2 separate regions of the Mus musculus genome follow, and region 2 is linked to region 1. The links are chromatin contacts, found by POLR2A ChIA-PET in ENCODE. All regions are on one chromosome and are shown on one strand. The core of a region is the stretch at or near the end of the contact, and the rest is flanking DNA. Distances in the headings are between cores, read along the strand shown.

What was found. ChIA-PET counts read pairs that join two places held with the same protein, here RNA polymerase II (POLR2A).
Region 2: POLR2A ChIA-PET joins it to region 1 with 11 read pairs in Patski. The contact joins the promoter of Hax1 here to the promoter of 4632404H12Rik in region 1. POLR2A ChIA-PET finds 5 or more read pairs at or near these places in 2 of 5 experiments (Patski and embryonic stem cell).

What each region holds. Positions count from the first base shown.
Region 1 is chr3:89,770,616-89,777,154 of GRCm38, forward strand. It overlaps 4632404H12Rik (RIKEN cDNA 4632404H12 gene), which reads right to left and starts at 2,785. Exons shown (of 2, transcript NR_130957.1): 1 at 1,887-2,785. Ube2q1 (ubiquitin-conjugating enzyme E2Q family member 1) reads left to right here and starts at 2,994. Exons shown (of 13, transcript NM_027315.4): 1 at 2,994-3,423; 2 at 5,462-5,566; 3 at 5,897-6,001. The coding sequence starts at 3,097.
Region 2 is chr3:89,995,993-90,002,531 of GRCm38, forward strand. It overlaps Hax1 (HCLS1 associated X-1), which reads right to left and starts at 2,724. Exons shown (of 7, transcript NM_011826.4): 1 at 2,536-2,724; 2 at 1,746-2,011; 3 at 1,395-1,582; 4 at 255-306; 5 at 19-125. The coding sequence starts at 2,588. Gm19710 (predicted gene, 19710) reads left to right here and starts at 2,768. Exons shown (of 4, transcript NR_045749.1): 1 at 2,768-2,929; 2 at 3,153-3,305; 3 at 4,180-4,293; 4 at 5,123-5,333. Ubap2l (ubiquitin-associated protein 2-like) reads right to left here. Exons shown (of 28, transcript NM_001165984.1): 27 at 6,287-6,484; 28 at 4,296-4,999. The coding sequence ends at 4,904.

The DNA.
Region 1 (6,539 bases), core at 1,535-4,034:
GCCCTGGCTTCTGTAAACCCACTTATCACTGTTTTCAGAGGTATCCCCTTTAGAGCTGTGAATAAGGGGAAAGAGACGGTGCCTCACATAGCTGAGGGAAGTTAAGAACTTTCTTACACAGCTACAAGTTCCACAGAAGCAAGATAATGGTCATCTCCACCTTCAAAAAAATCCTTCTCTTAACCCCTTGTTGGCAGCATGCCTTTGATGTGGCTTTAAAGTGGCTTTAAAACCCCACTTGCAGTTTTAATAAATCTAATTGTAATTTGAATTGAGTTTGTAGCCTTTGCTGGTGTTCTCACACTCTGTAACTTGAGACATGTCAGCTCTTGCTCCACCCGTGCTACTCACTCTTCAGAAATGAGTGTCCTTCATTCAGAACTCCTTTCCAGATGGCTAGTCTTCCCCTCTGAGGCACTTACTACAGCTAAAAGTCAGTGCCTGAGTGTGTCTCTGTGCATTAAATGTCTGCTTTGCTTAGTTTGTATTTATTGTTAGGAGGGGCAAAGGCCATGGCATGGTGTGTGAAAATCAGAGGACAGCTTTGTGGAGTCTATGCTCTTCTACTTTTTTGGGTACCTAACATTATTAAACTCAAGACACTAGGCTTGTGTGGCATCTGACTGGCCCAAGTGTCTGATTTCCTGTCAGGTTGAGAAAATAAGGACTGAATCTGTTTCATTTAATGCTGTTTCTTCAGTGTATCATACACAGTAGGTGCTCAGTAAATATTTGTCCATTTCCCACATTTAACAAGGCAGTTTGTTTTGTAGATTCTGGTTTTATAATTTCTATTTTCCTTAATATGAATTCCATGAGGGTAGGTTGTTTTTAATCACTTGCCTCTGCATTCACTAAATAAATATATCTACTTCATTTCCAGTTCAGATGGCAACCACACTCATGCCCAATTATCTTAGGTATGATTTTACATGAAGCTTAGCAGCAACCAAAAGAGCTGAGATGCTGAGTGAAGTAGCAATAGAAGGCACCATGCCCCACTGACCTTGACTTCTGGGTTTCTCAATGACAAAGCATAGCATGGATGAGGCCCTGGGCTCAATCTTCAGGACAATAAGTAAATGTATACATTTAAAACTTGTATATGGGGTTGGGGACATGGAAGACCTAAAGTTCCAGTTCCTTGGGTAAGGGCTAAAGGTCATGTGATCTGTGAAAAGTTCTAAAAGGAAGTGTGTGGGGCTAGTAGAATAGGGGAGTTGAGCAAGGTGGTGCATGTGTGCCTATAAGTTAAGCACTGGGAAGCTAAGACAAGAGAATAAGATTCAGGCCAGCCTGGACTATATAGCAAGACCCTGACAATAACAATAAAGGAAGCAGGCAAGCAGACAGAACAGGGTAAAGGACGTGGAGACAGACTTAGAAGTTCTGCTCAGTATCTATACATCCTGACCTTTATCTGTAAAATACAGGTTAAAGCACTCACCTTGCAATGGTGTTAAGGGTTAGAAATATTTGCTTAGTATTCCTGGCTTGGGGAATGCTTGATAAATTAGACTTTTTACAATTACTCTTTTTGTGTGTGATGATGGGGGAGGGTGTCAAATTTGGAGCTTCTACTAGCTAAGCAAGCATTCTACCACACCCTCAGCCCTTATTTATTAGTTATTTGGCCGAGAAAGGAGTTTACTAAGTTATCCAGGTAGGCCTTGGCCTTCTGACTCTCCTAGATAGTTGCGACTACAACCCTGTTCTGCTAGGACTGGCTTACCCTAGTATTTTATGCTTCCAGCTTGTGGACATAGGCACAAAGATGGTATGCAGCTAAATGTTCAGGCTGCTCTGGTCATTAGAAAAACCAGCCCCACCCACACACCCACACTCATCCCCCCAGGCTCAAAGAACACGAATTTCTTAAAACATACGGAGTTAAACTTGGCCTAGTAAAGCTTTCTGCTAACATCACTGAGTGAATCAGTAGCCCAGCACCAAGGTACAGTCAGCTTCCAAAAAACATAGAGGTGGTGACGGTAGACGGGCCAACGGCTCACATGATGAATTGGTCCCAAACCCATCAGGCCTTACAACATCCTGGCACCTGCCAGTTTGCAGCTCTGGGTTTCAGGACCCTCCGTTGTCCTTTGTGATAGTGCCACCTAGTGGGAACGACGAGGTACTGCCGCAAACTTCAAGCCCCGTTCAGGATCAGTGCGACGAGGTGGGAAGAAGAATAGCAGGTAGGCGTGGGTGTCGTCTATGCAACCCCTAGCTTAGTACTCTGCACTCACACATAACGAAGCCCTGTGATTCTGTGGAGGAAGCCGCACCATCTGTCCCCTCAGACGTAGCTGACCAGCGACCATACTCGATACTTCAGTATCCCTGCACAGAGCCTTTGGGAACAGGCTAAAGAGGCCTCCCCGTCTTGTACAGTGCCATTGTTGTGATGGAGAAACTGAGGCTCCCCAGGAGCGTAGATAACCCAAGGTCACACACCATAGAGGAACCGCAGGGAGATCCAAGTCCGTTTCTCCGACCGTAGCGAAAGGCGCCTTCCCGCCGCAGACGCGGAGGCCGGTGACCCGGCCCGACGACCCCCATGGGAATACAGGACAGACACGGCCATGCGCCGCACGCGGGGGCCGCGGGACGCAAGCAGGAAGCCAGAGTCCCGCGCGGGGAGCCCCTGGGAACACAGGCACCGGCCACGTGACAAGAGACGCCGGCCATGTGACAGGGAAGCGCTGGCAAAGGCCCCCCGGTGCACGGTCACGCACGACGCACGTACACGCACGGAAGCGCTTCGAGCAGCGAGGCGAGGGCCTAGGGTCACATGTGGAGGGTGACAGGCGCGGGCCGGGGGGCGGGAAAGACGCGCGGATCACGTGCCGGGGGCCGGAGCTCAGAGGTCACGTGAGGCCGGAGGCGGGGCCGCCGCGGAGGGGGAGGGGCGCGCGGCTTCCGGCGGCCGTGGGGGGGGTGGGCCGGCGAGCGGAGGGGGCCTGTCCCGGAGGTGGCGGCGGCGCCATCTTGGCGAAGGGGGGATCAGGAAGTGCGGACCGCGGCGGCGGCGGAGCCCGGAGCGGAGGCCGGAGGCTCCCGGCCCGCCGGCCCCGGAGCGGAGCGGAGCGGAGGATGCAGCAGCCGCAGCCGCAGGGGCAGCAGCAGCCGGGGCCGGGGCAGCAACTGGGGGTCCAGGGGGCGGCGCCGGGGGCCGGGGGCGGCCCGGGAGGGGGCCCGGGGCCAGGGCCCTGCCTGAGGCGGGAGCTGAAGCTGCTCGAGTCCATCTTCCACCGCGGCCACGAGCGCTTCCGCATTGCCAGCGCCTGCCTGGACGAGCTGAGCTGCGAGTTCCTGCTGGCCGGAGCCGGAGGGGCCGGGGCCGGGGCTGCGCCCGGACCCCATCTCCCCTCCCGGGGATCGGTGCCGGGGGACCCCGTCCGCATCCACTGCAACATCACGGTGAGGACCTCGCTTGCGCCACGCTGGGGGTCCCTTGTCTGGTGATCGAAATCACACCATACAACCTCCTGCTCTCGAAGGACCCGGAGGCCAGAGCCCCCCTCTTGGTGCTTGGCTCCTTCTCTCCAGGCTACACTTGTTTCTTCAGCTTGAGGTTCTGTGGTGCAGTCACAGTCTCTACTGTTGACCCCTGAGAGCAAGGGACATCGGGACATGTGGCCCCTCAACCACCTCCTCCTATGAATCCACCCACACCTCAGGTTTTATGATTTTGGCTCCTTCTGCTTACTCCTCCACAACTTTACCATGTCACCTAGAAATGACCCATTCTTCTCCCCACCCCAACTCTAATAAGATTCCAGGCCTGTGCTGGAAGGACGTAGCCTGGAACTCAGCCCGGTTCCATAATGACCCTTCTCAGTAGTTCTTTCCACTTATATGTACCCACCTGTAGGCTCCCTGCCTAGGCATCCCTCGTACAACCCCTCTTTGCTCCCTGAATTTCACTAAAGAATAGTGCCGTTCATTGACCCCACGTTGGATCTCCTCTTACTAACTCTGGTGTAACTAACCTTTAATTCCTCTTTTTGCCTTGGCTCGTAGCAGCTTTGCCACTTCCTCCCCACTCCTGGGGTCACATCTGCTTATCCTAGGTGACTGTCACCTTTTCTGGTGGTGACAGCAATGTGTGTTTTGAGCGGCAGCAGTGCCATCGCTCCCCAGTAGGCATCGTTCCATCCTACCTATCCTTGGTCAGGAGGCATCTTCCATGCGTCCTGCCTTATTTTATTCCCTAGTGTCCCTTGAGGAAATTGTTGGGTGCAATTTTATAACAGCTGGTACTGCGCGATACAGTGCTCACGTTGTTGGATAACGCCCACTGTAATGGTCTTGTCCCTCCTGGAGCACCTTTATCCACACTGGAAACGGGAGTTGCCTGGGGGGAAGACAGACGTGAATTTTGTGGTTCTTGGAGGCTTTGATTCATTTTTTTTTTCATGGTGTTTTCTAGCCCTTTCTGCCACCAAACCAGGTCGTGGTTTGGTGAGGTAACTTTGGGAGTGGAGTAATAATGAGATACTTGAGTTTTGATGGGGCCTCATCTATCCCAGCTGAGGCTTACCTCACCAAGCTAGGACCACCAGGAGTGGCTCAGTCAAGTAAAGATTGTAGCATCTTTGGTACTGTTTTTCCTGCAGCACTGGTTAGAGCTGTGGCATCGCTAAGATCCCCAGTAGAAGTGGGTAAGGCTTCCTTGGCATGTGTTGAAACATCAAAGATTGGATTTTGCTAAGTGGATTCACTTACGGGTAGGTTTGCCTCCTCCAGCTGCTTCCTTTCGGTTGCCAAGGCCATCTACTATCTTTGTCTTTGGGGGTTCTCAGCTGCAGTGCCCATGGCCCCTCTAAAAGAAACTTGGCCTACACTGGCCCTCTTGCCTTGGGCAGAGGAGGGGAGTCTGTTCAGGCTCCTGTGGCATGGTGGCTCAGGAATGCTGGGAATGCCAGTAGCATAGGCTCTGTTCTCCCAGCCCATGCCTGGGCTCAGGATGAGGGCAGGTTCCTGAGGGAGCGGTAGGGAGAATGGGTCTTAGAGGGACTCTGGGGGGTGGGGGTGGATCTTGCTACTAGCTTTGGAGACTATTTTATTAGTTCCTTCTCCCCTGGTGGCTACAAGCCTGCATTTTTCACATCAGTGTGACTGTTATGAGGTGATCTTCCCTCCCCTGAGTTTGGAAACACTGAAGGAGTCTGGCCTGGTGTGGGAGAACTTGGAGTGTGGCAGGCAGGCAGGCAGGACAGTAGAGCCAGAGCTTCCTTTACTGTCTTCAGCTTTCCCTGGTTTGTACTCTGAGAGGAAGAGAGTCCGCAGGTTGCTTCTTGGGTATGGTCCTTCCAGGCTAGTTTTCTAGGGAAGCTGAGGTTATAAGTGTAGGACATGGTGGTGGGAAGAAAGGAACCAGAAGAAGGAAGGCTAGGCAAAAACTGGTTTCTCGTAAAGTTTCTCATTGTGACCACTCTTCCTGTTTCCCCCTCAGGAATCATACCCTGCTGTGCCCCCCATCTGGTCGGTGGAGTCCGATGACCCTAACTTGGCTGCTGTCTTGGAGAGGCTGGTGGACATAAAGAAAGGGAATACTTTGGTGAGGGGGGCAGTGGGGAGGAATGTGTGTGTTCCTGAAGAGGCTTCAGCAACTAACGTTCCCTGTGAGGCAGCTAGTTTTGAAGAGTGGGTGGTGCCCCAGGTGGAATGTCTTGGACCTTACTTCTTAGGAGAGTTGCCTACTGAAGCCAGAGGGGGCAGAGTCCTGTAGCAGCTCCAGGATAGGTCCACTAGGGAAAGTCATTCCTATAACCACAAGGTCCATCCAGTGTAGAGAACCAGCCACCATTTTGAGATCTAAGCTAAAAGCTCATCCATGCAGCTATCCAGATTGTAGTAGGAAAGACGTATTTAATGTCTCTCCCCCCAGCTCTTGCAGCATCTGAAGAGGATCATCTCTGACCTGTGTAAACTCTACAACCTCCCTCAGCATCCTGATGTGGAAATGCTGGATCAGCCCTTGCCAGCAGAGCAGGTATGCAGCTGAGGAATGGGCTTTGGGTCCTGTGGCTGTCACCCCAAAGAGTGCTTAAGAAATACTTGGTAATTGAAACAGAGCTGCAGTAGCTCCTTCCCACCCCCACCGCTCCCAAACACACATGTGATTCTCAGCCGCTTTCTTCTCCAGATGGGAATCTAGCTAAATGGGACACTACTCACTGCTTCTGCCCTATCAGAACTCAGCCTCACGGGCAGCATCCCGACGGTTGAGATGAGAGGGAATTTTATTATTGAAGCAATAGCAGTTGATAGCTATTGGAAACCCAGGCCCTTTGCTTAGGATGAGAAATGCACTAGAGCTCTAGAGAAGAGCAAATGAGAGCAGGGTGCTGAGGAAAGGTAAGTTGGGCTCTGCAGAATAGATGGCAAAAGCAGCTATGGCATGTGGTCGGGAGAGAATAATTGGCTGGTATCAAAGTCATCCATGCCTTGGGCTCTTGCTACCACTCAGACCTGGCTGGGGGAGAAACTGGCATCTTTATGGGCAGTGCTCAGCTTCCAGACCTTCAGGG
Region 2 (6,539 bases), core at 1,474-3,973, 230 kb after region 1:
TTCTTCCTCTCAACTCACCCCATCTGGCTTAGTGATCTTGGTCACAGAGATACTTTTGAAATACGATTTGGGCTGGGGTTGAAGAAGTGGACCCAGACCTTCCTGGGAAACCTGGGAGTCAAGATCTGGAAGGGCAGAGAGATGACAAGCCAGGAGAGAGTGGAGGGCAGGTAATTAGATACGTTTTTCAGGAAGAACCTTCTGAGAGAACTTCAGGAGAATGGTATGGTAAATGTGCCTCCTTCTAGACTTACCTTTGTCCTCTTTGGCTCTAGAATGGGGACTCACAGGCCATGTATCATCCAACTGTAGAAGAAGCCACACACAATCAGTGAAAAAACACCTTCCAATCTTTTTTTTTTTTTTCCAGACAGGGTTTCTCTGTATAGCTCTGGCTGTCCTGGAACTCACTTTGTAGACCAGGCTGGCCTTGAACTCAGAAATCCACCTGCCTTTGCCTCCCGAGTGCTGGGATTAAAAGCGTGTGCCACCACGCCCGGCTAAGAACGAATCTTAAAAGTGCAGGAAAGAATTTCAGGAATTCTTTTTCGTAGAAGTCCATATAAAACTAAGGAAGAAGGTATGTGAATATAAGCTGCCCAAATGGAAGTATTTCTGGGGTTTTGGAACAAGGGAGGAATATGGGTTCTCTGACCTTCAAGTTTAAGATTGGAAGGTGTCAAACCGGGCATGGTGGTGCACGCCTTTAATCCCAGCACTCCGGAGGCAGAGGCAGGCAGATTTCTGAGTTCGAGGCCAGCCTGGTCTACAGAGTGAGTTCCAGGACAGCCAGGGCTACACAGAGAAACCCTGTCTTGAAACAAACAAACAAACAAAAAACAAAACAAAACACCAACAAACAGCAACAAAATCCTAACTAACAAACTCAGAGGCAGGAGATCCCTGAGTTTGAGGCCAGCATGGTCTATATAGCAAGTTCCAGGTCAGCCAATACTACAGAGACTCCGTCTCAAAATACATAAACAAACAAATCAAATCAAATAAGAGAGGGGAGGGGACACTCTTGTAGAGGACCATAGTTTATAGTTCCCAGCAAGAGCATGGTGGCTCATAACCATACATAATTTGAGTTCCAGGGGATTCAATATCCTTTTTGACCTCTGTGGGCACAGGTACATGTGGTACAGAGACATTCAAGCAGGCAAAACACTCATACATATAAAAGAAAATAAATCTTAGATGAGGTGTGGTGGCACACATTTAATCCAGAGGCAGGCAGATATCTAAATCTATACAGTGAAGTAAGTTTCAAAACGAAAATCCCAATAATGAAGAAAATCTGGATAAATGAACTAATTAAAGGGGCTAAAATTGCAACTCAACTCTAAGAGATCCCACCAAGGGCTTACAGTTCAGGTGCAGAGAGTACTCACCCTATGAAAAGGTCCCTGCGACCCCCAATCTGGAGCTGGTTTTGGGGATTCAGGTTTTGCATGACTCTCCAAGACCCCCTCAAAGATCCTGGGTTGGTGACTATCTGGGTACTTAAGCATTGAGTCTCGTAGTGTCTGCCCCTCCCGCAGTCTCTCACCAGGTGTTTCTGACTCAGGACCTGGAAGTTCTGTAGAAAGTTGGTAGGTGATTCTGGGATAGGAAAGGCCTTAAACATTTTAAGTCTTTTAAAAATCAATTTCTGTAGACTATCCCAACTACTCTGCAAGTTCTGTTATTCATCACTAACCCACTAGAAACCCATAGGGTCTCCCTCAGGGAAATTCACACACCAGGAGAGTGGGAAGGCAAGGTCCAGGCCCCCATCTCGCTGAAGATGCTATTAAAATCTCGTACTAGATCATCAAAGCCAAAGTTGCCGTGGAATCGCATCCCTCCCCTGGGGCTGAAGCTGAAACCGAATTCCTCTGGAGGCTGAGAACCATCAAACGCATAGCTCTCTCGACCCCACGCGCCTCTGTCTTCCTCCGCTTCGTCATCATCATCATCATCGTCGTCATCATCTCGAGTCATCCCTCCAAAAAAAGGATCTCTGTGGCTGAGAGTGAAGGCAAATAAGCCACGAAGACTTCAACACTGTCTAAGCCATAAAAATCAACACAAGGGCAGCAAACTGGGCCAAAGAGGGGTCTGGGCAGCTGAAAACACAGGAGATCTGGTTTCAGAACAACGTTGATGGATCTATTAGGGTTTTGTATTGTTTCTAAACAGAGCCTCTCCGCACCTCCCAACAGCTGCCAGACGACCCATGGTTTTTCTTCAGGGTCATCCAGCCTACTACTAATCGCCCAATTACTTGCTCATGGTCCTCTTCCCCAGACCCCCATTGTTTTCTCCGCCCAGGTCCCTGTTGCATCACCCAGGTCTGGAGAAAGCTGCCGTTTCTGTCCTCTTAACCACTGCTTTGATTACTGTGGCGGGGTGAGTACTCAAGAATGCGATCTTTGACCTCTCAGCAGGAGTTGAAGGGGGCGGGAAAGGAAGCTTTCCAAAAATATGATGAAGGGGTCAAGTGTCCACCAAAACACCCCTCCCGTATATCCAGCCCAGAACTATTCTCACCTCCGAGGTCCAGGAAAGCCGAAAAAGCCTCGGAAAAGATCAAAGACGCTCATTCCAGTAGGGGCACTAGAAACTTTGAAGCTCTGCAGCCCATGGGCAACACGAGACCACGACCAGCTTACGCTACCCTGTCGGATATAGCCAGGGCTCAGCGTTCGCTGCCGGAAAGCAACCCTACGGTGCGGCGTTGTCGTAAAAGTCGTAAGCCGGAGGAAGAGGCGGGGCTGACCGTGCTCCTCAGACACGAAGCTTCTATACGCTACCTTTCAGTTTTGAGTGAGGGTGGACGTGCGAAATTCCCAGTTCAAGATCACGTCCCTTCTAGGAGATTCTTTCTCCTGCTGATCTGCCAGGCCCCCGAGGGGGGTTTCCGTTTCTCTCTGGAGGGTCCCAGGTAGCCGCCAGAGGGAGTGGCCTGTTCAGAGGCCTGCTTCACCCCAGGATCAGAAAACACCCCCCACCTTGTGTTTTGTTTTAGACTGATGTCGGTGACGTCTAATACTAGGCTAGGCGAAGTTACCTAGTTCCTTAAACCGCGATTTCCCTACTGCTGAATAAAGATGCTAGGAATCTCTTCAGCTAGTAGGGAGTTTTTAAGCTTGTTTTTTTCGATACAGGGTTTCTGTGTGGTGTTCAGACTGTCCTGGAACTGATTGTAGACCAAAGGGGCTTACAAACCCGCCTGCCTAATGCCTCCCAGATGCTGGGATTTAAGGCGGTTACCACCACACGCTGCTTTTAAAAAACTAAACAGATGGCCAACTAACAAGGTAAGATTTGTAGACTAGGCAGGAACGAGAAGCTACTTGTGTCTTGGGAAAACCATGCCGTAATGAAATTTGATGGTGTTTTAATCCACTCGGGAGGTATAAGGCCAGCCTGCTCCTCACTGAGTTTCAGGCAAGTCGGCTACAGAGTGAGACTCTGACTCAAAATAAACAGACCTCCCTCACCTCCTCAGCACAGAGGATATTTGCAGTTTTGGAAGGCTGAAACAGGATCTCGAGTCCCTGGCAATATGGCTCTTACAAAGAAAAATGAAACTTCTCTTTCACGTAATTGAAGTCCAAAAACCTTTTACTGCACCATGCCCCCACCCCAGGTCTTGCTCTAAGATCATCCATTCTTTTCCCAAAATGTAGGCATTTCAAAGCCACATAAAATAGGCAAGGCAGGGTGTAGTGCTGACAACCTTTAACCTTAGCACTCAAGAGGTAGAAGCAGGCAGATCTCTGAATGTGAGACCAACCTGGTCTCCACACCAAGCTCCAGGCCAGTCAGGGTTACATAGTGAGACTGTCTCAAAAACATAACTCAGAGAACAAGAACTACTATACTCCTCCAAAGAGAAAAAGACCCCAAGATTGAGTTCTGCCGGCCAGCAGCTAATGCTGGCTTGAGACTTCAGAATCCTTTAAAACCATGCTTAGATTCCCACAAGGTCCTTTGCCTTCTAAATGTCCTTAGCTCCTTCCCCTTTCACTTCCTGAAACGTGCTGTAGATGAGGCAGTTTCTAGAAGAAATGAAGATTTGCAGTAGTTCTTTCCAGTCACAGAATGTATAAGGAAATCCCCTTAAGGGCAAAATATTAGCACATTAAGGTGAGAGATCTTAAAGGGCAAAGATTTCACTTTATTCCACAGCCTTCGAGCCTGCTAGAAGAGGCCCCAGTTGGTACGGTAATACTTATTCACCAAGCTGGTCATCGACGAGAGTGAGGATATCCTAGACGGAGCAAGAATGGGCAGAGGCTGAAGGTAGAGGTTTGTTTTTTTTTTCTCCTTTTTTTATATATATATGTATATATATATATATACAAGACACATTAATCCATTAAATTTGAAGACACAGTACAAAAAAAAACACTTCAACTAATCCATCTGACAATGCTGTTCATATTTATGACGCCATTTTGTGTGTGTGTGTGTGTGTGTGTGTGTGTGTGTGTGTGTGTCTGTATGTGTGTGTGTGGTTTGGTTTTCCTAATAATAAAGGAGGAGACTTAGGGCTGTTGGGCTGATATATATTTGGGGGGGGGGTCACCTTCCCACCTCACCCATACACCACCAGGGTGAACAGGAAGAAGTGAAGGAAAGGCAGGGCCCACAGCAAAGTTTCATAATCTTGAATGCAAAGAGAAAGGAGGAAGAGGAGGGGAGGAGAAGAAAATACAAATCCTATAATACATACAACAGGGTGGGATGGTATAGGGATGGGACAGACATGAAGCTGAGGTGTGGGATGGGCCGCTGGGGGTGTGGAGCAGCGGAATCGCCCCACATTCTTTTCTCTCTTTGATGCTGTTTCCATAGTTTCCAGGCTGAGAAGCCCTCTCAGAAGATGGGACAGGAGAAGAGGGTCAGGGCCTCAGTTGGCCCCCCAGCTGTAGCTGTTGTAGGCAGACTTGTTGGTCTGGGGCTTCTGCGGGATGGAGCTGGTCTGGCTACGTTGCCCGCTGCCCGTCTGCAGGGGAATGGGAAGGTTATGGGGGAGGAAAAAGGTGTCTAGTTAGTGGGACCAATCTGTAACATCTTCAAGTGGAAATGTGCAAATAGTCATGCTCTCTCATTTTTTTTTTTTACTTAGAACCTACTATGAAGCTTACTTTTCAAGCACAGAAAATTTGGTCTACATAGCCTCTTTTACAAGGTGACTTTTTTTTTTTAAACCTTAAAGTAGAAGAAAATGAAAAATGGACAAGAAAACTTTGGAGATAAAATGGTGAGTTGGTTCTATTCTTGTTCAGTTGACTTCCCCACTACCCACTGCCCTTGTCTAAAAAACAAACAAAGCAACTATGAGAATTCTGACCTTTTCAAAGTGAGTGATGACAAGGTGATTACATTCTCACTCATCTCTGTGAATGCTGAAACGTAGAAAGCTATCTTTGAGAGCAAAAAAGCCCTATTTTAGTTGCCCAGCCACCTACATTGGGAATCTTAAGAGGTCTCTTTTACCACCCTTCAGATTCTCCCACCACCACACATTAATTAATGTGAAACCAATTCAAAGCCACAAAGACCTGAGGCATCAGGCTCCAGATGCTGCCCCAAGAATCTTTTCAATTCTAGTAACCAAGTGCTTTCCAGAGTTGAGGAGGGTAGAAAGATAAAGAGGGTGTTGAGGGGGGTAAGGAAGAGAGAGGATGGGGAGGCCAGAGAGCTTAGCACAGTGTTTCTGTTTGTGTATCCCGATTTGTGATTGGGTAGGCTTTTCAAGTTATCTGAGGCTGTGGAGGTGAAATGGGGACTAAAAAGGTTGGTTCAAGCATATTATTCAGTTTCATTACCTGCTCCTCCTGCTGGCGCTGGCAACAGAGAATCATCTGCAAATATGGTAGCTGAGGCAGAACCAGGATATATGGAAAATAAAGGGACAAACTTTTGACAATAGAACTCCACTGTTAGAAGGGAAAGCTATAATGTCAGGGAAGGGAGAAGGCTGGGAGAGGTTAGAGGGAAGGTGTGACCCAGGTCTGACAGGATAAGGACAACTGTGCCATGGGAGGTGGAGGAGAAAGGTACCAAAGGAACCGGATAAAAGGGTTTCAATCTGGCCCATTCTTTCATGTTTCCTTTGCTAACTGTTCATGTTATGTGCGCTTGTGTATGTGCTGTGTGCCCCTGGCTGGCACTGGTGAGGGCTGGGTGAAGGTGGTGGTAAGGAAGGTTAAGAAAAGGAAAAGGGAGGTAGTTTTAAGGGATAGGAAGGAAGAGGAAGGGAAAGGAGAGAGGAGGGAAGGGCTGTTACCTGGCCATCCTGCTGCAGGTGATGGTGAAGGATCTGAGAGTGTGGCTGCTGATGTGGGGTCAGAATATGCATAAAGGGGGCAGGTGGGTAGGCAGCAGCTGTGGCTGGATTGATGGGCCCTCCACTTCCTAGGGCTGAAGGCAAGTTGAAGGAGGCAGCAGGAGTACCGGAATGAAACCCTTGTTTCTCAAAGGACTGCTATCCCAGGAGAACAGGAGGGAAGACAGTAAAACATGATCATTAGAAGAATCCT